Regions from separate parts of the Homo sapiens genome. Here region 2 is linked to region 1. Evidence: read pairs that join two places in POLR2A ChIA-PET (ENCODE). Cell type or tissue: Panc1. All regions are shown on one strand. Links, peaks and the distances in the headings refer to the core of each region. The heading gives the core; the rest is flanking DNA.

Region 1 (12,005 bases), core at 1-8,000:
GATAGTCTAATGGGATAAATGATACTGAGGAAATGGGATATTCAATCAGAAAAGCATATTGAACCCCTTCTTTGCACCATGCAACAAAAAATTAACTCCAGACCAAATAAAAACCCAAGTATTAAAAGCAAAAGTTTCAAGTTTTTATTTTAATAAGAAGAGAAAATCTTTATGATCTTGATTGGGTTGGCTATGATTTTTTAACACCATAGATGCACAAACTATAAAGGAAAATGTTTTGGTAAATTGGACAGTCATTCAAGGTGATTGTGTTTTTTGTTTTTGTTTTTTTCTATGTTGCCCAGTCTGTCCCTGAGCTCCTGGGCTCAAGAAATCCTCCTACCTTGTCCTTCCAAGTAGCTGAAACTACAGGCATGCAGATTTTTAAAAACAGATAGCTTCAGTGCAGTCATGTAAGCAGAGTCTTGATTAAAGTGATATGAGCAATAATTAAGCTATAAGAAAGTAAAGACAGGGAATGTTGACTCCTGCTTTGAGAAATTTTAAAGAGGAAAGAAGGAATCTGAAGCCCCAAAATATTTGGAAAGAAACACTAATCTAACAATCAGGAGATGTGGATTTGAGCCCCTGATTCTACTTCTGAGTACTTGAAAGACCTTGCTGAAGTCCCTTAATCACTCTCTCGACTCACAGCCCAGCATTCCTTCACTTATACCATGCTCCTTACATCTTGAAAAATACTTAAATCACTGCAGCACAAAGTGCTCAGTCTCTCTTCCATACATCCTGAGTTGTTGAGAAAATTAATTGAGGTAAGTTCTTCACAAATCAGGTTAAGCAGACCCTTTCATTATACATGTCATAACTCTGTTGCTTGGTAGTTGTCCATCTATTCTCCTGACTCATCTAAAAAAGATTTAAGATGGACATAGAATCAGAGTGCTGAAAGGGACTTTAAAGAATCTAATGCTATTCTTAGATGAGGAAAACTGGAAACTCAGATGAGTTACTGAGGGTCACGTTGAATTATTGACTGAGCCGCCTCTAGAATGGAGTCCTAATTCTGACCTTGGACACGTTCACAGTATATCATGGTGCTCTCTCAAGTTTTCTTGACCACCCTAGTGCAAAGGGCTCTCTCTTTTCTGAACACTGTTTGTAATTTGCTGTCTGAACGTTTTACTCAGCATGTATCTACTGTTTTATGTTTTTAGTTGACTTTTTATATGTGCATGCCATCTCCCAACTAGACTGTAAGTTCTTCAAGGACTAGATTAGAGAGTTTTCTCTATGGAAGTATTAATAGAAGATGCTTAATCCTGAGCAGATCTCTCAATCTCTATAGACCTTGTTTCCCACTTATAAAATGGAGATATGGATTAAATCCTAATACAAGTACCATTATAGTTAAAATTGCTCTATAACAAACCCCACTGTTGACCTTCTTTTTCCCAAACCATCTTCATAACAACAAAATTCTAGTTTAATGAAATAATGTAAACAATATTGTATATAGTTTATCTCATCAGAATTGAACTTGTAAAATACTTGCTTTATGAATCCCACAGGGATATTGTGAGACAAAAAGAGATGAGTATATGAAAGCATTTGGGAATGGAAAAAGCATTACTCAAGGAGCAACAACTCCTTGACAGGTCAGGGCAAGAGAGGTGTCTCTAACGTGCTTTCAATGGGATCATCCTGGACAGGCAGAGTGAGTCATCCTGGCAGACACCTGATGACTTATAGGGCATATTGTAAGGAGATGCAGAATAGTTGGCTTGGAGGAGAGGAGAAATCATGAAGTAGAAATGCTTTCAAACACAGTTACTAAATTAAGGATTATTATAGCAGATACAATTCTATATCAACATGTCCCTAGAGAAACAGTGGAAGTAACTATAGCAGAAAATTTTAAAGCACTGTAAATTATACTGTGCCAGTTATGAAGAATTTATTTTCAATTGTATAATACATAAATGATTTAACAAAATATATCATTTAATTGTTTTAATTTTTGTTATCCCTAAATTATTATAAAAAATCTTCCAATCTTAATAATAGAATTTTGTCTTTTTAAATTCAAAATCCTATTTTAAGCAATTTGGAAATCTGTAAAAGAAGCATTCACTAAATATGCTCTATGCTTTCTACTTGTAAATGCATTGCTTGTAAAATATTGCTCATTTTAGTTGCTGATCTCTAGTGACTCACACTTGTCCTTCTTTGTAGGAGTTCCTATGTAGTCCAGATTTACTGAGTGCGAAAAGGGAGCAGCTACATTCTGTTCTCATCAACAAGCTAACTTAGTATAGGTGGCTAATGTTCAGACTATAGTATTTCAGAGTGAGGGAAGATCTTCAGAGAAGAGGCCAGCTGGAACCATTTGTTGCTTATCACACATCAAAAATCTGTACATACTTTTAAGACTGGTCAATCTATGACCTATTGTTTTAGTACATGACTATATCAAATCAGCATTTTGACCTGTGAATGGTGATTGATTGCTTAGAGATGCCTTATATGTCATAAGAAAATTCTTAAAATATGCCTCTGTTAAGGAAAGTTAGTGCAGGTTGGACTTATTGTTAACTTACATTAATTAATCAGGAATTTAAAACATATTTTATTTTAAACATCATAAGCATTTGGGCCAGGTGTGGTGGCTCATGCCTGTAATCCCAGCTCTTTGGGAGGCTGAGGTGGGTGGATTGCTTGAGTTCAAGAGTTTGAGACCAGCCTAGGCAACATGGCAAAGCCACATCTTTACAAAAAATAAAATTAGCTGGGTGTGGTGGTGCACGCCTGTGGTCACAACTGCTGGAGAAGGTAAGGTGGGAGGGTCGTTTGAGCCTGGGAGGCAGAGGTTGCAGTGAGCGGAGATCATGCCACTGCACTCTAGCCTGGGCAGCAGAGTGAGACCCTGTCTCCAAAAAATAAATTAATTTAAAAAATCATAAGCATTGGGAAACAGAAGAAAATATTAAAAAGGAGGAAAACATACTAATGTTCTCAGAACTCAGAAACAATCTTTTTTTTTTTTTTTTTTTTTTTGAGACGGAGTCTCCCTCTGTCACCCAGGCTGGAGTGCAGTGGTGTGATCTTGGCTCACTGCAAGCTCCGCCTCCCAGGTTCATGCCATTTCCTGCCTCAGCCTCTCGAGTAGCTGGGACTACAGGCGCCCACCACCACACCTGGCTAATTTTTTTTGTGTTTTTTTAGTAGAGACGGGGCTTCACCATGTTAACCAGGATGGTCTCGATCTCCAGACCTCATGATCTGCCCACCTCAGCCTCCCAGAGTGCTGGGATTGTAGGCGTGAGCCAAGAATTCAGAAACAATCTTAATGAGACTTCAATATATTTTCTTCAATAGTTTTTATGCATTCTTTTCTAACTTTTTAATAAAAATTTCAAACATACAGCAAAGTTGAAAGAATTTTACAATAAACATCCATACGTCCAAAACCTACACTCAACTATTAGCATCGTACCATACAGTGTACTTACTTTATCACATATCTATGTGTCTATCCATCCATCAGTCTACCTTCGTATTTTTTAAATTCATCTCACAGTCATTGCAGACATTAGTATGCTTCTGCCTAAATAATTCAGCGTGCATTTCATTAATTGAGATTCAGTATTCTACAGAGTATTTTTCTTTGTAAATTTTTCCATTTAGAGGTAAAACTTATATACTGAAATGTAAATCTTAGGTGTACAATTGCTGAGTTTTGACAATTCATACATTCATATAACCCAAACCCTATCAAAAAAAATTTTATTTTTTTCACATAACATTATGATTTAAGCATTTTTTCTTATTATGAATCTTTATTTTATTTTATTTTTAAATATTTCACCTTTTAGATATGGGGTACAGTGCAGATTTGTTACATGAGAGTATTATGTGATGCTGGGGTTTGGAGTATGGATCCTGTCACTCTAGTAATGAGCACAGTACCAGACAGGTAGTTGTTTAGCCCACACCCCTACCACCCTCTATGTTGTTCCCATATTTATGTTGTTCCCATCTTCCATGTGTGCACAGTGCTTAGCTCCCACTTATAAGTGAGAATATGCAGCATTTGGTTTTCTGTTTCTGCATTAATTTGCTTAAGATTATGGCCTCCAGTTCCATCTATGTTGCTGCAAAGGACAGGATTTCACTCTTTGTTATGGCTATGTAGTTACTATTCCATGGTGTATATATACTATATTTTCTTTATCCAATCTACCATTGATGGGCACCTGGGTTGGTTCTATGTCTTTGCTACTGTGAATAGTGTAGCAATGAACATATGAGCGCATGTGTCTTTTTGGTAGAATGATTTATTTTCTTTGGAGTATATACCCAGGAATGGGATTGTTGGGCCAAATGGTAGCTCTGTTTTAAGTTATTTAAGAAATTGCCAGACTGCTTTCCACAGTGGCTGGACTAATTTAATTATATTCCCACCAGCAGTGTATGAGAGTTCCTTTTTCTCCACAGCCTCGCCAGCATCTGTTGTTTTTTCACTTTTTAGTAATAGCCATTCTAACTGGTGTGAGATGGTATCTCACTGTGGTTTTGATTTGCATTTCTCTGATGATTAGTGATGCTGAGCACTATTTCATATCCTTGTTGGCCACTTGTATGTCTTCCTTTGAGAAGTATCTGTTCATGTCCTTTGCCCATTTTTTACTGGGGTTATTTGGTTTTTGCTTGGTGATTTAAGTTCCCTATAAATTCTGGATATTAAGCCTTTGTCAGATACATAGTTTGCAAATATCTTCTCCAATTCTGTAGGTTGTCTGTTTGCTCTGTTGATAGTTTCTTTTGCTGTGCAAAAGCTCTTTAGTTTAATTAAGTCCCATTTGTCTATTTTTGTTTTTGTTGCAATTGCTTTTGGGGACTTAGCCAAAAATTCTTTGCCAAGGCCAATATCAAGAAGAGTCTTCCAGAATTTTTATAGTTTGAGGTCTTACCTTTAAATTATTAATCCCTTTTGAGTTAATGTTTGTATATGGTGAAAGATAAGAAAGGTCCAGCTTCAATCTTCTGCATATGGCTAGCCAGTTATCTCAGCACCGTTTATAGAATAGGGAGTCCTTTCCCCATTGCTTGTTTTTGTCAGCCCTGTTGAAGATCAGATGGTTTTCGGTGTGCAGCTTTATTTCTGAGTTTTCTATTCTGTTCCATTGGTCGATGTATCTGTTTTTTACCAGTACCAAACTGTTTTGGTTACTGTGGCTTTATAGTATAGTTTGAAGTCAGATAGCATAATGCCTCTGGCTTTGTTCTTTTTGCTTAGGATTGCTTTGGCTATTCGGGCTCTTTTTTGGTTCCATATGAATTTTAGAATTTTTTTTCTAATTCTGTGAAGAGTGACATTGGGAATTTGATATGAATAGCATTGAACTGTAAATTACTTTGGGCAATATGGCCATTTTTATGATATTGATTCTTCCAATCCATCAGCAGGGAATGTTTTTCCATTTATTTGTGTCATCTCTGATTTCTTTCAGCAGTATTTTGTAGTTCTCCTTGTAGAGGTCTTTCACCTTCTTAGCTGTATTCCTACGTATTTCATTTTCTTTGTGGCTATTGTAAGTGGGATTGTGTTCTTGATTTCACTGTCAGCCTGGATGTTGTTGGTGTATAGAAACGCTACTGAATTGTGTACATTGATTTTATATCCTGAAGTTTTACTAAAATTGTTTCAATTTGAGAGCCTTTTGGCAGAGTCTTTAGGATTTTCTAGGTATAGAAATCATATTGTCAGCAAAGAGAGATAGTTTGACTTCTTTTCCTATTTAGATGCTTTTTAATTTCTTTCTCTTGCCTGACCGTTCTGGCTAGGACTTCCTAGAAATCTTCGTAGGTATAATTTTAATGACACTATCTGTGATTTTTAGGATTTCATTTGTTTGTTTGTTTGTTTTGTTTTGTTTTTTGAGACAGAGTCTTGCTCTGTCGCCCAGGCTGGAGTGCAGTGGCACGACCTCAGCTCACTGCAACCTCCACCTCCTGGGTTCAAGCAATTCTCCTGCCTCAGCCTCCCGTGTAGCTGGGACTACAGGCATGTGCCACAACCCTGGCTAATTTTTATATTTTTAGTAGAGATGGGGTTTCACCATGCTGGCCAGGCTAGTCTCGAACTCCTGACCGCAAGTGATCCACCCACCTTGGCCTCCCAAAGTGCTGGGATTACAGGTGTGAGCCACTGCACCGGGCCAAATTTTTTTTTTTTTTTTTTTTTTTTAGAAACAAGGTCTCACTCTGTTACTCAGGCTGGAGTGCAATGGCATGATCATAGCTTAAACTGTAGCCTTGAACTCCTGGGCTCAAACGATTCTCCCACCTCAGCCTCCCAAGTACCTGGAACTACAGGCATGTGCTATTACACCTGGCTAAATTTTTTATTCTTGTTTTTCTGTAGAGATGGGGTCTCGCTATGTTGCCCAGGCTGGTCTTGAGTTCTTGGCCTTAAGCGATCCTCCTGCCTTGGCCTCCCAAAGTGCTGGGATTACAGATGTGAGCTACCATGCCTGGCTTATGATATTTTAAATTTAGCTCATTTAATTTATCTTGAAATTATTTTGGTGTTTTGACTTGAGTTGGAGATTTAAATGGATCCTTTTTCTAGTAGTTAAATGTATTGTCTCATTGACATTTATTACTTTCCTTCTTCATTGATGTGCATTACTTCCCTTGTAATTCTGATTATCTGATGTGTTACATTGATTCTTCCATGTATATTATACATTCCATGATTATGCCTTGATACTATTCAGAAGTATCAATAGCCAAAATAAATGTTAAATTCTTGATTAAACAAAATCACTTTGTTTTAGTCTCTGTGATGAAATTGGGGCACAATATTCAAATATCCTCAGCTCCAAAATTCCTCTGTTGTGTTTAGGACCAGGTTTTTCATTTTCACACTGCCAGACCCAGAAGTTGAGTGGGAGACCTGTTTCTTTAGAAGGCAACGTCCTGGGTCCCAGGTTTCTATATGTTTACTCTTCCTAATTGTACACTTCCCCCCAACTTTCTCCAAATGGTCAAGGCTGCGTAAGTCAGTGTAGTGTACCATTTTATGCTTTCCCATAATAGAGGGTAAATTCAGAGTATACATACTTAAAGTATTACATAGATATTAACTAATATCATACCAATTGAAATTGTCACTATCTGTATCCTGATACATTTACCACAGGAATCTGTGAGTCTGCATTCAGCTGACTTGTGTGAGCTAAATGACCTGAACTGAGATAGGAGAAATAGTAGTTATGATTCAACAATTCCAGTAAAGAAACACATTTTCTAGCAGAGCTGTCCAACAGAGGTAGGAGTAGACTGAGAAGTACTGAGACCCTTGTTGTTATCTTTACTCAAGCAGAACTCTGTCAGCAGTGACTAGGAAAGAATTCCTGCTCTGAGGAGTAGATGGGGGAGGAATAGGGGGTCAGAATAAATTATTTCAATTTTCTGTGGTTCAGCTAATTGTTGCTTTGACTTTTGGATTAGTTATGATTTAATACAAAACTTTCTCTTTTTTTTAACAGGAAATAAAGGAAAAGAAGAAATTCTGTAAAACATATATAGAAGACCTTGTGAAGGAAGCCACAGAAATCAACATGAAAAATGAGGCTTTGCAGAAGCTTTGGCCACAGATGTTCATTGAGCTTGTTAGGGATGCAGTCATAGAAATTCGCAATAAAAATTCCTATATGAAGCTCTGCCTACAGCAGATAACAGACCAAAAATAAAAATGGCCTTTAGTTACAGTTGATTTTGGCAGTTTTATTTTTTGAAGGTTGAAAATATGCAGGTTATACATGTTAAAACAACAACAACACTATCCTATAAACTAGAAAGACTAGTATAAAAGCATTATTGCCCACTGTTCTCATAGCTAAAAGTTAAGAAGGAAGGAAGGAAAGCAGGAGAAAGGAAGGATTAATTGCCTGTATGTGAGGACCAAACAACCTTTGGGAACTAAACAGTTTTCAGAGATGGCGTGGCACTGCATCCTTGGTTCTTGCTTTGATTGGTGCCCTGCTATAGCCCAAAGCACGTAGTATTTGCTGATGATTCAGCATGAGCTGCATCTACCTACTTTTAGCTGATAATTTTCAGTTATTTCCCTTTTTATTTTATGTCATGATTTCAAAGCCAAAAATATGTTCTTTTTATGAGTGAAGAATAAACTTACTAACAAATTAGTCAAAATAAAGTATGTTTGCCTCCTTAATTCAGTCAGAATTGTCATATTTATTGTATGTTCCTCTTTAGTTAGGTACGGTTCCTGCTATTCACCTATATGGAGGATGCCCCATTCTTCTAGGAATGCATTCTCAGGGAACCACAGGAGGTCCTGGGAATCACTATGGGCAGAGAATATGCAAATGAGTCAAAACTGGGATAGGAAGAAAATGTTTTGTCTTAGGAGATCCTGAATGACTATAAAATGCTGTTACAAAGCAGTAAATCTGCTTCTCTGAAAGATGTTTCCTTCCATTGTTAGCTCTCAAATGCTCTTTTAATAGACATGCATGTGTACCTGTGTCTCAGAAGTATTAGGGATGCATGAGTGAAGGGTTCTAATTTTTAAAATTTCATTTGAAGATCAAATTCATGCTGGTGAGAAGGGTAGTAGGAGCCTATTACCATAGCTAGAGATGATGCCACTTCAGAAAAACAATCTTAGTCAATAAATAGGAATTTTTCGGTTTGCTTAGATTTTACCTAGCAGCTATTATGTCAGCAGGACCACCAGGATATGGGAAAACAGGACTAGAAGATGTACGACAGCAAAGACATGCAGAGACATGCAGAGACACCTGGAAGGAAGCTAGGTAAGCTGCTATTGCGGTTCTGAGAAAGACCCACATCCTTAAGATCTCTTGATTACTCTTCTCCCAAAAGGCGTGCTTAACTTTAACAGGTTACCATTTTTCTGATCATAGCCTTAAAAGGCTGTCCTGGTTTTTTCTTTTTCTTTTTTTTTTTTTGAGACAGAGTCTTGCTCTGTCACCCAGGCTGGAGTGCAGTGGCGCGATCTCGGCTCACTGCAAGCTCCGCTTCCCAGGTTCACGCCATTCTCCTGCCTCAGCCTCCCAAGTAGCTGGGTCTACAGGTGCCCGCCACCATGCCCAGCTAAGTTTTTGTATTTTTAGTAGAGACGGGGTTTCACCATGTTAGCCAGGATGGTCTCGATCTCCTGACCTCATGATCCGCCTGCCTCGGCCTCCCAAAGTGCTGGGATTACAGGTGTGAGCCACCATGCCTGTCCTGTCCTGGTTTTTTCATCTTGGCACTTAGGCCATCAGCTTACTAGTGTGTAACCTCAGTTTCCTCCTGATAGCACACACTTCGTAAGATAGTCATGAGAATCAAAAGAAACAATGCATGTAAAGCATTTCTCATCATGCCTGGCACACAGCAAACACCCAATACGTTGAGCTTTAATTATTACTCTTTTGGCTGTAGGTTGAACAATAGGGTTGGTGCCCTAGGACAGAGGAGCTATTAGCATTGCTTTCTGATCCTTTAGCCTCTCCAAACTGAAACATATGGACCATTTCTCATCTGGCTAGTAAACACTTATCTCTCCTGGGCTTATATCTTGTTTGGTATAGAAATGAGATCCCAGCTTGAAGGTGATGTTGAGAGGAGAACCAAGAGTATATTGTCTGTGGGATTCTGGCAGATTGGAAAGATGTAAGAACTTGTGACTCTTTGGGAGTCTGGGTAACTGTTCCCACTCTAGGCTTTGCAGATGAATGGACCTAGCTGTTTAGTAATCTGTCCAGCTTCCTGCATGTCTGTTCTCCCCTAACCCTCCCATCCCTGCTGCTAAAGAGACTTGACACTCACATGCTTTCTTGGCCCAGTCACCCTGGGAATCTTAGGAACACTAAGTCAGCACTCAATGAAATGGCAGCAAGCCATCCCAGCCACTGCTGGCTCTATGCAGACCTGCTTCAGGCCTGGTAATAGGGTCTCTCTCTTGTTCCTGAAACCAAGCCTCTTTATTCCTCAGCTTTGGTCTCTGCTTCCTTCCTACCTGAGTTCCCTTTCGCTCCTACCTGCTCCCACTACCCCATACTGATTTCTACTTCTTGAATCCTTACTTTGTCGGGTCTCAAACGTCGAATGGCGATCCTCCCATCTAGTTCTACACTCCAAACTCATTTTGCGTTCTGAAGTTCCTTGGTGAAGATAATCCCCAGATAAAAAGACAAGGAGACCTGGGTCTGCTGGGTTAGGGATCAAGTGAGGGTCCTATGTTGTAAGTGAGTGGTGATCTAGGGAACAAATTGCCATTTCTTCTTGGAATTTTCCAGGGTTTTCAGGGAAGGGGAAGAGATGCAAATCCCATAGTCTGAGACTCTCTAGGCTAGTGTGTGCTGAAGAATTGCTTTTTTTCAAAAGGGATCTCACGCAGAAACACTATTGCATTTGCCTCAAAAGCAGAAACATTTAGTACCCCCATTTAGGGAGATACTGTACCCGATGTTCTGGTACAGCAGCTGGATGGTGAAGTGTGCTGCTACACCTGAGGATGGTTACCAAGTGTGCAGGTGGACCTGAGGCTTGTTAACTGTGCTGCTGAGTCAGAGGATGGTGCTGGTATCAGCTCCTCACTTCCTGAGCTTCATTCCACTGAAGGCCTGGCATGTAAGACAGTGCAACCCTACCATGCTCCTGATCTATTCCTGATTGGGCAAGGAATGCACTGGGATTCATATTCTCTTCAATGAGTAATCATCATAACAACAAAGATTCATTGAGCAATGTCTTGCACTATTATAAGCTCTTTGTATACATTCTCATTTAATCTCCTAACACTGCGATATATATATGATAGCAATCCCATTTGAACACTAGAAAACTGAGGCATAGAGAGGATGAAAAAAAACGTAACTAAGGGTATTTCAACCAATAAATAGTAGACAGTACCCACATTCACTGTTAGTCTTAAGGATCTGGCATCTGGGAAGAATTTTGATGTCCATGGTCGTTCCTAATCCACTTTCATGTTTTGTCATTATGCTGAGGAATAGCAAATAAAAGATGAGAATTTCTCAACTGTGTCTACATGTGAAGCATATCGTAGACATTATGTGCGGTATAAATACTAACAAATGTATAAGTACACATGTACAATATTGTGTATTATTTAAGGATATACATATTAAAGTGTAAAATATTGGCAGCTGGATTCATTGCAATAATGTGTAGAGAATCAACTTCAGGAGGGGGCAATAATTAAATTAGGGGGACCAGTTGGGAAGGTACTGCATTATTCTAGGCAAGAGATAATTGTGACTTGGATCAAGGTGATAGCGGCAGAGGCGTCAGAAAGTAGTTGGATCTTGGGTATATTTTAAAGATGAAGCAACAAGATTTACTGACAGAACTGGATATGGAGTATGAGAAACAGTAGTCAATGATGGCCACAAGGTTTTTGGCTTGAACTACCGAAAAGATTGAGTTGCCATCAACTGAGATGAGAGCAATCTGTGAATGGAACATCTGCTGGGAGGAAGGATCAGGAATTCCGTCTTATGGAATACACAATGCATCTCAACATGTACAATATATACAAGATATACCACACATCTCAGCATATGTTGAGATGGTTGTTAAATATCCAAGTGCAGGTGTTAAGTAGGTGTGAATATGAGTTGGGAGTTGAGAAGTATAGATTGGGCTAGAATTATAGAATTTGGAGTCATTGGCGTATAGCAGTACTTGTTTATGCTATCTTTATATTTAAGAGAATAAACCTATCACTTGCTAAATAAGATTATCATAGTGTACTTGCGGTTTTTTTGTTTGTTTGTTTGTTTTTTTGAGACGGAGTCTCACTCTGTCACCCAGGCTGGAGTGCAGTGGCACAATCTCAGCTCACTGCAACCTCTGCTTCCTGGGTTCAAGCAATTCACCTGCCTCAGCCTCCCGAATAGCTGGGACTACAGGGGCCCACCACCACACCCTGCTAATTATTTTCTATTTTTAGTAGAGACAGGGTTTCACCGTGTTAGCCA
Region 2 (12,049 bases), core at 2,175-10,174, 300 kb before region 1:
ATCTTTGTATATCCCCTGCAGGTCTTTTCCCATGTGAATGTTTCATATGACTATTATCAGGTTGTACCTATAATTTTTATTTTGTTTTTTTCACTCATGAGATTTCCATTTCTTCCATAGCATTTATTCACATGGTTGCCAAGTGGCCTTGCATATCAATTTTCTATTGCCATATAACAAACCACTACCAACTTAGAGGCTAAAAAACAACATTTATTTAAAATTTTTCAGTTCTGTAGGTCAGAAGTTTAGGTGGAGCTGACTGGGTTCTCTGCTTGGGGTCTGATCTCTCAAGGCCAAAATCAAGGTGCCAGCCAGGCTGGGTTCTTGTCTGGAAAAGAATCTGCTTACAGGCTCGTTTGGTTGTTGGCAGAATTCAGTTCCCTTAAGGTATAGGACTGAGGTCCCCGTTTCTGATGGGTTGTTAACCACAAGCCTCTCTTAGCTCAAGACCTCTCACATTTCTTCTCACATGGCCCCGTCCATCTTCAAGCCAGCAACAGGAAAAGTCCTTCTCATCTTTCAAATTGCTCTGACTTGCAGTTCTGCTTTGAGCCAGAGAAAACTTTATGTTTTTAAAACAGCTCATGTAATTAGAATAGGCACACCTAGGTCTCCTTTTTAAACTAAAGTCAAATGATTAGTAACTTAATTACATCTGCAAAATGTCATTTGCTACGTAACATAATATAATCATGGGCATATTTCCTCATCATATTCAAAGTCCTGGGGATTCAGGTGGAAAATTAAGGCCATTTTTAAAATTCTGCTTACCACATCTCTGGATGTGTATTTTTCACTGCGCGTTGCAGTCAAAAAGCTTAAAGAGCATCTAGCCACTGGACTAGAAAACTTTAAGGTCACTTCCAGTCCTAAAATTCTAAAAATCTAACATGTAAAGCTATTTTTTTAATTGGAAAGGAAAAACAATTATGCAAATTTCAAAGTTAGTTAAATCAAAAAGGGTGCTGAAGATTTTCTTTTCCTAGTTTAAAATAAAAAGGACATGTTTTAACAAAATTGTCATTTTGGGAGGGCCAATTTCTAGTCCCAGTAAGAGGCTGAACATCTAGGGAAGAATACAGTATGAAAGTGAAAATAAAAGTTGGTGCCAAATCGTAATGCCTGGAAAAGCCAAAAGCAAAAGACTCTGAACCAGTGGCAATTTCCACACTACAAAACTCCAGTTTCATTTTAAGTATAAAGATTAGAAAAGGTAAATAGGCCAAATGAAAAACTAGGTCATAAACAGACTGTTCCACCCAAGGTTCATTAACAAAAACTAGGACGGCAGGGCACGGTGGCTCACGCCTGTAATTCTAGCACTTTGGGAGGCCGAGACGGGCGGATCACGAGGTCAGGAGATCGAGACCATCCTGGCTAACACGGTGAAACCCCGTCTCTACTAAAAATACAAAAAAAGTAGCCAGGCATAGTGGCGGGCGCCTGTAGTCCCAGCTACTGGAGAGGCTGAGGCAGGAGAATGAATGGCGTGAACCCGGGAGGCGGAGTTTGCAGTGAGTTGAGATTACGCCACTGCATTCCAGCCTGGGCGACAGAGCAAGACTCTGTCTCAAAAAAAAAAAAAAAAAAAAGAAAGAAAAACTAGGATGAAGGATACAAACCTTAGGCTGTTGGGTCTCTTAACATACAGGGATCCAGCTGACTGCCTTTGGTATAAGACAGTCCCCATCCCTACCACATAAATCTAGCAGAAGGAAGGAGGGAGGGAGAGAAAAAAGTACCTCACATATACCCGATGCCTCATAAATATTTGTTGAGTAAAGTTATAAGATAATAGACTATAAACTTATTAGCCTTCAGAAACTTCACCTCCCTAGCCAGAGAAGAGAACTATTTCTAAATTTCAGCTATTAATGGAATAAAAGCTACCTATACCAAGCAAGGCTGACACTTGATCAAAGGTAAGACAGTCTGCAAGAGGGCTGGATAATGGTCCTCAGGGGTGACAGAAGAAAATGGGAGCAGGTAGTGTTAAGACCAAAAAACAGTCTTAACAAATATTAGTAGAATTGAATTTTGCTGAAATTTTTAGCTTCAAAGTAATTACAACTTATATAATGGCAAATATACAAGTAGATACAGTGTCCTCAACAGAATTCCCAAGACTTGTTCTCAGCAAAATTAGTCAGGATTCTGCCTACTGGTATTAACCAGTAGAAAGAACACTTTGATAGCTATGAGTGATACCATAGAATGAGAACCTCATAACAGCCATACAGAGAATACTAACCATAGCTCCAACTCTCCATCAAATACACAAGTGTAATGTTTTCCATAGCTTACAAAACACTCTTAAGTCTAGAGTTCTCATTCATTGCTCTACTCTATAATAAAAATTTACTGGGGAAAAATATGTATTTTGACCTAGGAATACAACTTACAAGGGATGTGAAGGACCTCTTCAAGGAGAACTACAAACCACTGCTGAAGGAAATAAGAGAGGACACAAACAGGCCAGGCGCAGTGGCTCACACCTGTAATCCCAGCACTTTGGGATGCCGAGGCAGGCGGACCATGAGGTCAGGAGATCAAGACCATCCTAGCTAACATGGTGAAACCCCTTCTCTACTAAAAAAAAATACAAAAAATTAGCCGGGCGTGGTGGTGGGCACCTGTAGTCCCAGCTACTTGGGAGGCTGAGGCAGGAGAGTGGCGTGAACCCGGGAGGCGGAGCTTGCAGTGAGCCGAGATCGTGCGTGCCACTGCACTCCAGCCTGGGCAGCAAGACTCTGTCTCAAAAAAGAAAAAGAAAAAAAAAAAAAAAGAGAGGACATAAACAAATGGAAAAACATTAATCATACACAGGAAGAATCAATATCATGAAAATAGCCATACAGTCCAAAATAATTTACAGATTCAATGCTAGTCCCATGAAGCTACCACTGACTTTCTTCATAGAATTAGAAAAAACTACTTTAAATTTCATATGGAACCAAAAAAGAGCCTGCATTGCCAAGACAATCCTAAGCAAAAAGAACAAAGCTGCAGCCATCATGCTACCTGACTTCAAACTATAATATAAGGCTACAGTAACCAAAATAGCACGGTACTGGTACCAAAACAGGTATATAGACCAATGGAACAGAACAGAGGCCTCTGAAATAACACCACACATCTACAACCATCTGACCTTTGACAAACCTGACAAAAACAGGCAGTGGGGAAAGGATTCCCTACTTAATAAATGGTGTTGGGAAAACTGGCTAGCCATATGCGGAAAACTGGCTAGCCATATGCAAAAAACTGAAACTGGACCCCTTCCTTACACCTTATACAAAAATTAAATCAAGATGAATAAAAGATTTAAACGTAAGACCTAAAACCATAAAAACCCTAGAAGAGAATCTAGGCAATACCATTCAAGATATAGGCATGGGAAAAGACTTCATGACTAAAACACCAAAAGCAATGGCAACAAAAGCCAAAACTGACAAATGGGATCTAATTAAACTAAAGAGCTTCTACACAGCAAAAGAAACTATCATCAGAGTGAACAGGCAACATACAGAATGGGAGAAAATTTTTGCAATCTATCCATCTGACAAAGGGCTAATATCCAGAATCTACATGGAACTTAAACAAATTTACAAGAAAAAAACAAACAACCCCATCAAAAAGTGGGCAAAGGGTAAGAACAGACACTTTTCAAAAGAAGACATTTATGCAGCCAACAAACATCTGAAAAAAAAGCTCATCATCACTGGTCATTAGAGAAATGCAAATCAAAACCACAATGAGATACCATCTCATGACAGTTAGAATGGCAATCATTAAAAAGTCAGGAAACAGATGCTGGAGAGGACATGGAGAAATAGGAATGCTTTTACACTGTTGGTGGGAGTGTAAATTAGTTCAACCATTGTGGAAGACAGTGTGGCAATTCCTCAAGGATCTAGAACTAGAAATACCATTTGACCCATCAATCCCATTACTGAGTATATACCAAAATGATTATAAATCATTCCACTATAAAGACACATGCACACATATGTTTACTGCAGCACTATTCACAATAGCAAAGACTTGGTACCAACCCAAATGCCCATCAATTTTAGGCTGGATAAAGAAAATGTGGCACATATTCACCATGGAATACTAGGCAGCCATAAAAAAGAATGAGTTCATGTCCTTCACAGGGACATGGATGAAGCTAGAAACCATCATTCTCAGCAAAGTAACACAAGAACAGAAAACCAAACACCACATGTTCTCACTCATAAGTAGGAGTTGAACAATGAGAACATATGGGCACAGGGAGGGGAACATCATACACTGGGGCCTGTCAGGGGGTGGCAGGCAAGGGGAAGGCTAGCATTAGGAGAAACAATGTAGATGATGGGTTGATGTGTGCAGCAAACCACTATGCACATGTATACCTGTGTAACAAACCTGTACGTTCTGCACATGTATCCCAGAACTTAAAGTATAATTTTCAAAAAAAATGTATTTTGTCACCTTTACACTGTTCCATCTCACTTGTGCTGTATTCAGCTATTCAACTCAAAATTACTTTGTGCAGAAACGAATGGTGTTTGTTTTTTGGGTTTTTTTTTTTTTTTTTTTTTTAGATGGAGTCTTGCTCTGCTGCCAGGCTGGAGTGCAGTGGCGTTATCTTGGCTCACTACAACCTCCACCTCCCAGGTTCAAGCAATTCCCCCGCCTCAGCCTCCCTTTTAGGGGTTATTTTTGGGAGACAAGGTCTTGCTCTATCGCCCAGGCTGGAGTACACTGTCATCATCATGGCTCACTTCAGCCTCAACCTCCTAAACTCAAGGGATTCTCCTGCCTCAGCCTCCCAAGTAGCGGGGACTACAAACACACCTGGCTAATTTTTTTTAAGATGGGGTACATTTCCATTTATATTGTTTTAAAGCTTTCAATTATTTCCATTCTTCCTAGTAGCTACAATCTCTGGTAGGGTAGAAAAGCAAGTGGTATTGGCCCCATCTTATAAGAGAAATAATTGAAACTTATTGAGATAAAGTGATTAGACCAAAGTTTTTCAGTAGCAGTGCCTGGACTGAAACCAAAATTTTCTGACATCCTGTCATCCTTGATCTTTCTGCCTATTGAATATCTCTACTTAAATAGTATTGACACTAAAATGAAAGATGACATTTTTTAAATTGCATCAAATTTCTTTTTATTTATATAGAAAAAAATAAAATAGAATAATTTATGTCCCAGAGAAACACTAATCCTATCTTAAAAATCTGAATGAAATAATATATTCTTAAATACAAGTCCAGGTGATTCAGTTTAGAGAAAATGAATTCTCTAATTCATATAATTCTCAAATATTCACGAATATATGCTGAATTTTTTGTTTACGCTTTTTATGCAACCTAGTGCCTGGCATAGTACTGTATGTATACACCTACACCAAGCTAGGCTGACACTGGACCCAAGGTGGGGCAGTCTGCAAGGGGGCTGGATAATGGTCCTCAAGAGTGACAGAAGAAAATGGGGGCAATTTAAATGGCTTAATATTTAATTAAGAACTTCAATAAATTTCAATTCTTAGCTGTAAAGAAAAGTCAAAAAAAAATTCAACCCACAAACAGGAAAGTATTTACTTAGCAGCAGAATACAGAAATTGAGCATCTCTCTAAGTGTAGTCTATACACCACTATGCACGTGACCCTCCTGCTGGCACAAGGACAAACATGGGTGACACAGTCTTCTGGCAGTTCCTTCTACAGTTCCAGAGTGTTCTGCATCAGTCTGCAGCAGGGACAGATGCAGCAGTGAAGCCTGGGGCATGAAGTTAGAAATTAAAAAGGAATAAAAGCCCAACAGAAGCCAGCTCCAAAGCTCCGGTACTTGGCTCACCCTAATGACAGGACAAATTTATAGAGTGCAGGTCCTTGCATACAGCCTGCAGTCACATGCCTGCACACCAACATTCTCTTCCTACCTGCCCCTACCCCTCCCTTTCCCTGTTCATTCTACCCCTCCCTTTCCCTGTTCATTCCCTAGAGATGCTCATCATAGAAATGCTCTCTGTAGCTCAGAGGAACACTAGGCTCCGATTTCATACACTGTCCTGCATACAGTTTCCTTTCTAAATAAATGTACTGATATTTAAGTGTTTATAAGTGAGATATTTAAAAGAATATTCCAATTATTAATAGCACCAGTATTTCATGGATGTGACAAAAAATCAAGATAATGCATTAATATTAATGAAGTTTGTAAAAAAAATTATTTCTTCCAGCTCTGCTTCATCTTCACAAGTCCTATTACCCTTAAGTTTCCTCTTAAAACTAACTTTAAAAGTTAGTTTCAAATATCACTCATATTGTAGATACATGCTATAGTATTTAATGGTAAAATATCATTCTACAACTTCCTTCCAAATGGTTCAGTGAAAGATATGAGTGAGTGTGCATTTATTATGCTTTTATTATACATATATAGAGTGAATGCACCAAAATGTTAACTTTCGGATCTAAGTAGCATGCAGGTGGATCCTAGTTCATTGTGCTATTCTTTCAAATGTTATGTATGTTTCAATTTTTTCATAACAAAAAGTTGGAGAAAACAGGGCCGGGCGCGGTGGCTCATGCCTGTAATCCCAGCACTTTGGGAGGCCGAAGTGGGCGGATCACCAGGTCAGGAGATCAAGACCATCCTGGCTAATATGGTGAAACCCCGTCTCTACTAAAAATACAAAAAATTAGCCGGGCGCGGTGGCGGGCGCCTGTAGTCCCAGCTACTTGGGAGGCTGAGGCAGGAGAATGACGTGAACCCGGGAGGTGGAGTTTTCAATGAGCCGAGATCACGCCACCGCACTCTGGCCTGGGCGATAAGCAAGACTCCGTCTCAAAAAAAAAAAACAAAAACAAAAAATTAGCCAGGCGTAGTGGTGGGCACCTGTAGTCCCAGCTACTCAGGAGGCTGAGGCAGGAGAATGGCGTGAACCCAGGAGGCGGAGCTTGCAGTGAGCAGAGATCGCACCACTGCACTCCAGCCTGGGCGACAGAGGAAGACTCCGTCTCAAAAAAAAAAAAAAAAAAAAAAAGTTGGAGAAAACAAATTAGCTACCTGCTAAAAATCTGTGCTTATAAAGATTATTAGCATAGTAAGTTAAACTTTCAAGGGTATTTATCAAACATCATCATCAGAACATTGAGCTATTCACCCGAACTGAATATAAATATGTGCACTTCAAAAAAAATAAAATAAAAACACTAAATTGCTAACATACAGGAAGATATGGACAGTGCTCTCTCTCTCCCTCTTACAGCGTAATTACCATTCAATCAGGGACTGAACAGTGCATCAAACCCAGGACATTTGGAAATCACAAGGGGCTAGCAGGCTGGGTTTCTGACCACGTGTCTGTTGACTGTGACTTTGGTAAGTCACAACTTCTTCAGGGTTTCAGGTGGCCTGTGTTTCTCCAACTTGGGCCCTCCTCTCCATCCCTTCCAGCATTGTAATGATGCAGGCCCTCACTAATTCTTGCCTATAATATTTCAGCAGCTTCATAACCAATCCACCTGTCTCCAGGCTAGACCCTCTCAAATCCATCCTCAACAGAGCTACCACAGTAATCCATCTAAAACACGTTTGATTTTGGAATTTCCCACTTCTGGAACCACAGGAAGAAGTCCCAACAACTCTTGAAAATGGCCATTTTTAAAGCTATTCCAAGATCTACCCCCAAACCTCTACTTCCTACTTCCCACCCAATCCCCTTGCTATTGTTCTAGGATCCTCCCTTGCTATTTTTCTAGTATCCAATTTCCCCTTCCCCCAGCTCTGAGCTCCGTGATATTTCCTCTTCTCTATGCCTTTGCTCTTGTTGTTAACTCTGAAAGAAATTTAACCTTTCCTAGATCACTCCTATCCACTTCTTTCAAATCTCAAGAAGCTCACCCTGGCCAGGTGTGGTGGCTCACTCCTATAATCCCAAAACTTCAAGAGGCTGAGATGGGAGGATCGCTTGAGCCCTCAGGCGTTCGAGACCAGCCTGGGCAACACAGTGAGACCCCTGTCTCTACAAAAAATAAACAAAATTAGTCAGGCATGGTGGCGTATGCCTGTAGTCCCAGCTACGCACTTGCTGCAGTGAGTCAAGACTGTGCCACTGCACTCTAGTCTGAGTGACAGAGCAAGGTCCGGTCTCAAAAAAAAAGGTCACCCTGCAGATTGGTGTCTCAGGAGCTAGAGAAGAGTAGGTGGAAAGCAGTTGCTTAATGGATACAGAATTTTCTTCTAGAGTGATGAAAATGTTTTGGAAGTACGTAGAGATGGTGGTTATACAACAATGTGAATGTATTAAATGTCATTGAATCGTTCACTTTAATATGACTTATTTTATGTTTTGACAATCTCATCTCAATTTTTAAAAGACAGCAGCAGCAGCAGCTTATCCTACAAAAAAAACCCTCAATGACTCCCCACTCTTCTGCCCCAGACTAGATCAGTACCTTGTACAGTCCTCTATCACAGCACTTATTACCTTATATTATCTGCTCATGGAGCTCCCCCACAAAACTATGAGCCTCTTCTTATCTTCCTCATCCTCTCACCCTGCAGTGCTTAGCCCAAGTGCTCAATAAATTTTTTTCATAATTGAAAAATAGAGATACCACTTATCTCCCTCAGGAAAAGGGCTAAAGCAGGTGGACTTTTGAAGATCTAGGCTATATAAAAGCCTATTAATTGGAAAGGAAAAGATTAGGAAGATTGCTGTCAATCTGGTTATAAAGGACAACAATGGCATGACCTCTGGTAAGACTTTTCAGTTAGCAATATAAACATGTATTGAGTTACCTATATAAAGCACCGTATTAATATGCAAGCCCTTAATATGCCTTGTATCATTTAATGCTCACAACTACTCTATGAAATAAGTATAACGATTAATCCTATTTTCCAAATGAAGAAACAAACATATTTAAGTAACTTGCCTAAGGTCACAAAGCTGGTTACCAGGAGTGGCAAGGCTCACACCCAAGACGTGCAGGCTGCAGAGTTTGACCCTGTATCATCAATGTGCTAACCTGCACCTTCATGCTGCTCCAGGTATGATTTCAAGAGCTATGAATGGACATTCTCTGGCCCACAATTGTCTTTTCTAAGACTGAGAAACACTTCATTTTCCTTGTTTACCTACTTATACATGGCCATGAATGCTATTTATATTTCATAAAGTGCTTTTTTAAAATATAAAATGTTAATTTTTAAAAAAAAACAAAGAGAAGAATCATTTAAAAAGGATTTGTCATTTAAAAACCTCTAACATGGCCGGGCACAGTGGCTCACGCCTGTGGGAGCCAGCACTTTGGGAGGCCGAGGCGGGCAGATCACCTGAGGTCAGGAGTTCACGACAGGCCTGACCAACATGGAGAAACCCTATCTCTACTAAAAATGCAAAAAATTAGCTGGGTGTGGTGGCGCGTGCCCATAATCCCAGCTACTCGGGAGGCTGAGGCAGGAGAATCGCTTGAACCCGGGAGGCAGAGGTTGCGGCGAGCCAAGATCACGCCATTGCACTCCAGCCTGGGGCAACGAGAGCAAAACTCCATCAAAAAAAAAAAAAAAAAAAAACTTCTCACGTGTAAATCAGGAAGTGTTTGTGGGCTATTCTTATACACAGCTGAAAAGATCAGAGTGTACTGGCTTTACTACAACCACACCCACAGGGCCTCCCCACTGGGACTCATTTTCAAAGTACCTCAACATCTGCACAAAGTAGGCACCCTGCTAATGCGAAAACCATATGAAATAACAGCATGCTGGAAGAAAAGTTAAACACTCCTACTTTTTTAAAAGTGTAGAAAGCATGATGTATTATATGTGTTCTTGTTCTCTCTCCCCTCCCCCCCACCACTTATCTCTCTCTCTCTCTAGAGCTCTCTTGGAATGTCTCTCTCTAGTAAAGAGAAAATGTCACAATCTGGTAAGAAGAAAATTAAACAAGAGTCAATGAGATTTTTTTTTTAAAATGATTTGTGCATCTGCAAGGGAAAACCTTACTACAGAGGTAATATAAAAAACCTTGACAATATATAAATATGGTCAATATTAAAAACGCATCATCTCCTCAAAAGTGTACACAGTTGTAGATACACACACACACACCCCTCCAAATAAAACCAAGGATGACAGTATAATATACTGGGTAAGTATACATGCATACAAAGCAAAATGACAGAAGGGGCAGTGTGACAGTATTAATATCTAACAATGTAGAATTCAAAACAAAAGTTATAATGCAACAAATTAGAGGCTTTTATACGACAAGTTACACTCTACAATGAATATAAAATAGCCAAGAACCTTAATGTATCAATTATCACAAAATTAAATACATGAAACAAAAACTGTTTTAAATATCAGGGAAGGTAACAGAAGCACAGCTATAGTGAGACAGACATTACTCTAAAGCGACGGCTGGCCAAGTAGCAAAAATAAGGACGTATAAAGCTCTTACAGATCAACATGAACAGGGCATCAGCAGAAAAAATGGTCAAAGAAAATGAACAATTCCTAAAACAAGAAATGAACGCAGCCAATAAGCACAGAAATATGTTCACCCTCCCTGGAAATCAAAAACATGGATTAAGCCAAACTATTTTTTTCTATCACATTTAAAAATGTTTTAAATAACAGAATCTATTATTGGAAGGATATCAGGAATGCAACAATTCCACATATCTCTGGAGGGAACACAGATTGGTTTTGGAATTTCCCATAAAATGCCTCCTCTCTCCCCTTCTCCAATTTTTTTGTATATATGGCTTAAGGTGTAAATCCCATAGCATTAAATTTGAAACATCAGTTCACAATGGTAAGGACATGGGTTCCAAAGCCAGGCTACCTAACTCTTCACTTATTAGCTATAGTGTCTTGGGCAGGTAAATTATTTAACTTGCATCTGAAATGATGGCAATAGTACCTACTTCTTAGGGTTGCGGTGAGGATTGAGTTACTAGCACTTAGAACAATGCCTGGGAAATACATGCTCAATAAATCTTGGCTATCAGCACATGGATTTCTCACAAGCAGTTTCTTTCTAAGTAACTCACTAGCATTTACTGAGTACTTCTAATTGGGACATTTGTATGTGCTCAAATAATTTCAAATTACTTATAATTTTTTTTGTTGCTGTTGAGACAGAGCCTCGCTCCATCGCCCAGGCTGGAGTGCAGTGGCGCGATCTCGGCTCAATGCAAATTCCGCCTCCCAGGTTCACGCCATTGTCCTGCCTCAGCCTCCCGAGTAGCTGAGACTACAGGTGCCCACCACCATGCCTGGCTAATTTTTGTATTTTTAGTGGAGACAGGGTTTCATCATGTTGCCCAGGCTGGTTTCGAACTCCTGACCTCAAGTGATCCGCCCACCTCGGCCTTCCAAAGTGTTGGGATTACAGGCGTGAGCCACTACGCCCAGCCTATATTTGGTTTTCTACAATGAACATGTATGACTTTTGTGGGACAGTCATTTATCCTAACTGGTTGAGACATTCACCTGCGCTCTCTCAAGGATACCTGGCCAGGTCCCATTCAATTACAGACAGTCCCCAACTTATGATGGTTAGACTTAGGATTTTTTGACTTTACAACAGTACAAAAGCTACATGCATTCAGCAGAAACTGTATGTACTTTGAGTACCCGTACAACTATTCTGTTTTTTCACTTTCAATAGAGTATTCGGTATTGAATTCATGAGATATTCAATACTTTCTTATAAAATAGGCTTTGTGTTAGATGATTTTGCCCAACTGGAGGCTAAGTGTTCTGAGCATGTTTAAAGAAGGTTAGGCTAAGCTATGATGTTGTGTAGGTTAGGTGTCTTAAATGCATTTCGACTTACAATATTTTCAACTTAAACTGGGTTTACCAAGACATAACCCCATAATAAGTCAAGGAGCATCTGTATAAAAATACAACTCATCGATCCTTTGCCAGTGCCTTTGGTCACTCAGCTACATCAGTTCATCTTCTGCATATCATCTTGGAGACTGTATCATTTGAAAATAAGTCAATGTCAACAATATTTAGGATTTCT

What was found. ChIA-PET counts read pairs that join two places held together with the same protein. Peaks named below come from ENCODE experiments on the same cell type or tissue, not always from the same donor. Only the 100,000 strongest peaks of a DNase experiment are listed, where the experiment ranks them.
Region 2: POLR2A ChIA-PET joins it to region 1 with 11 read pairs; 2 of 35 experiments call an interaction of 5 or more read pairs at or near these places.

Annotation. Positions count from the first base shown.
Region 1 is chr15:71,041,895-71,053,899 of GRCh38, forward strand. LRRC49 (leucine rich repeat containing 49) reads left to right here. Exons shown (of 16, transcript NM_017691.5): 16 at 7,515-11,764. The coding sequence ends at 7,718. Among named protein-coding and RNA genes, the nearest start is that of THSD4, 68 kb to the right of the region's middle. In Panc1, for the core only: no CTCF peak of the experiment used is centred there; no DNase peak of the experiment used is centred there; H3K27ac peaks cover 220 bases.
Region 2 is chr15:70,742,674-70,754,722 of GRCh38, forward strand. The region is part of intron 1 of UACA (uveal autoantigen with coiled-coil domains and ankyrin repeats); the gene reads right to left. Among named protein-coding and RNA genes, the nearest start is that of UACA, 15 kb to the right of the region's middle. In Panc1, for the core only: no CTCF peak of the experiment used is centred there; no DNase peak of the experiment used is centred there; H3K27ac peaks cover 3,891 bases.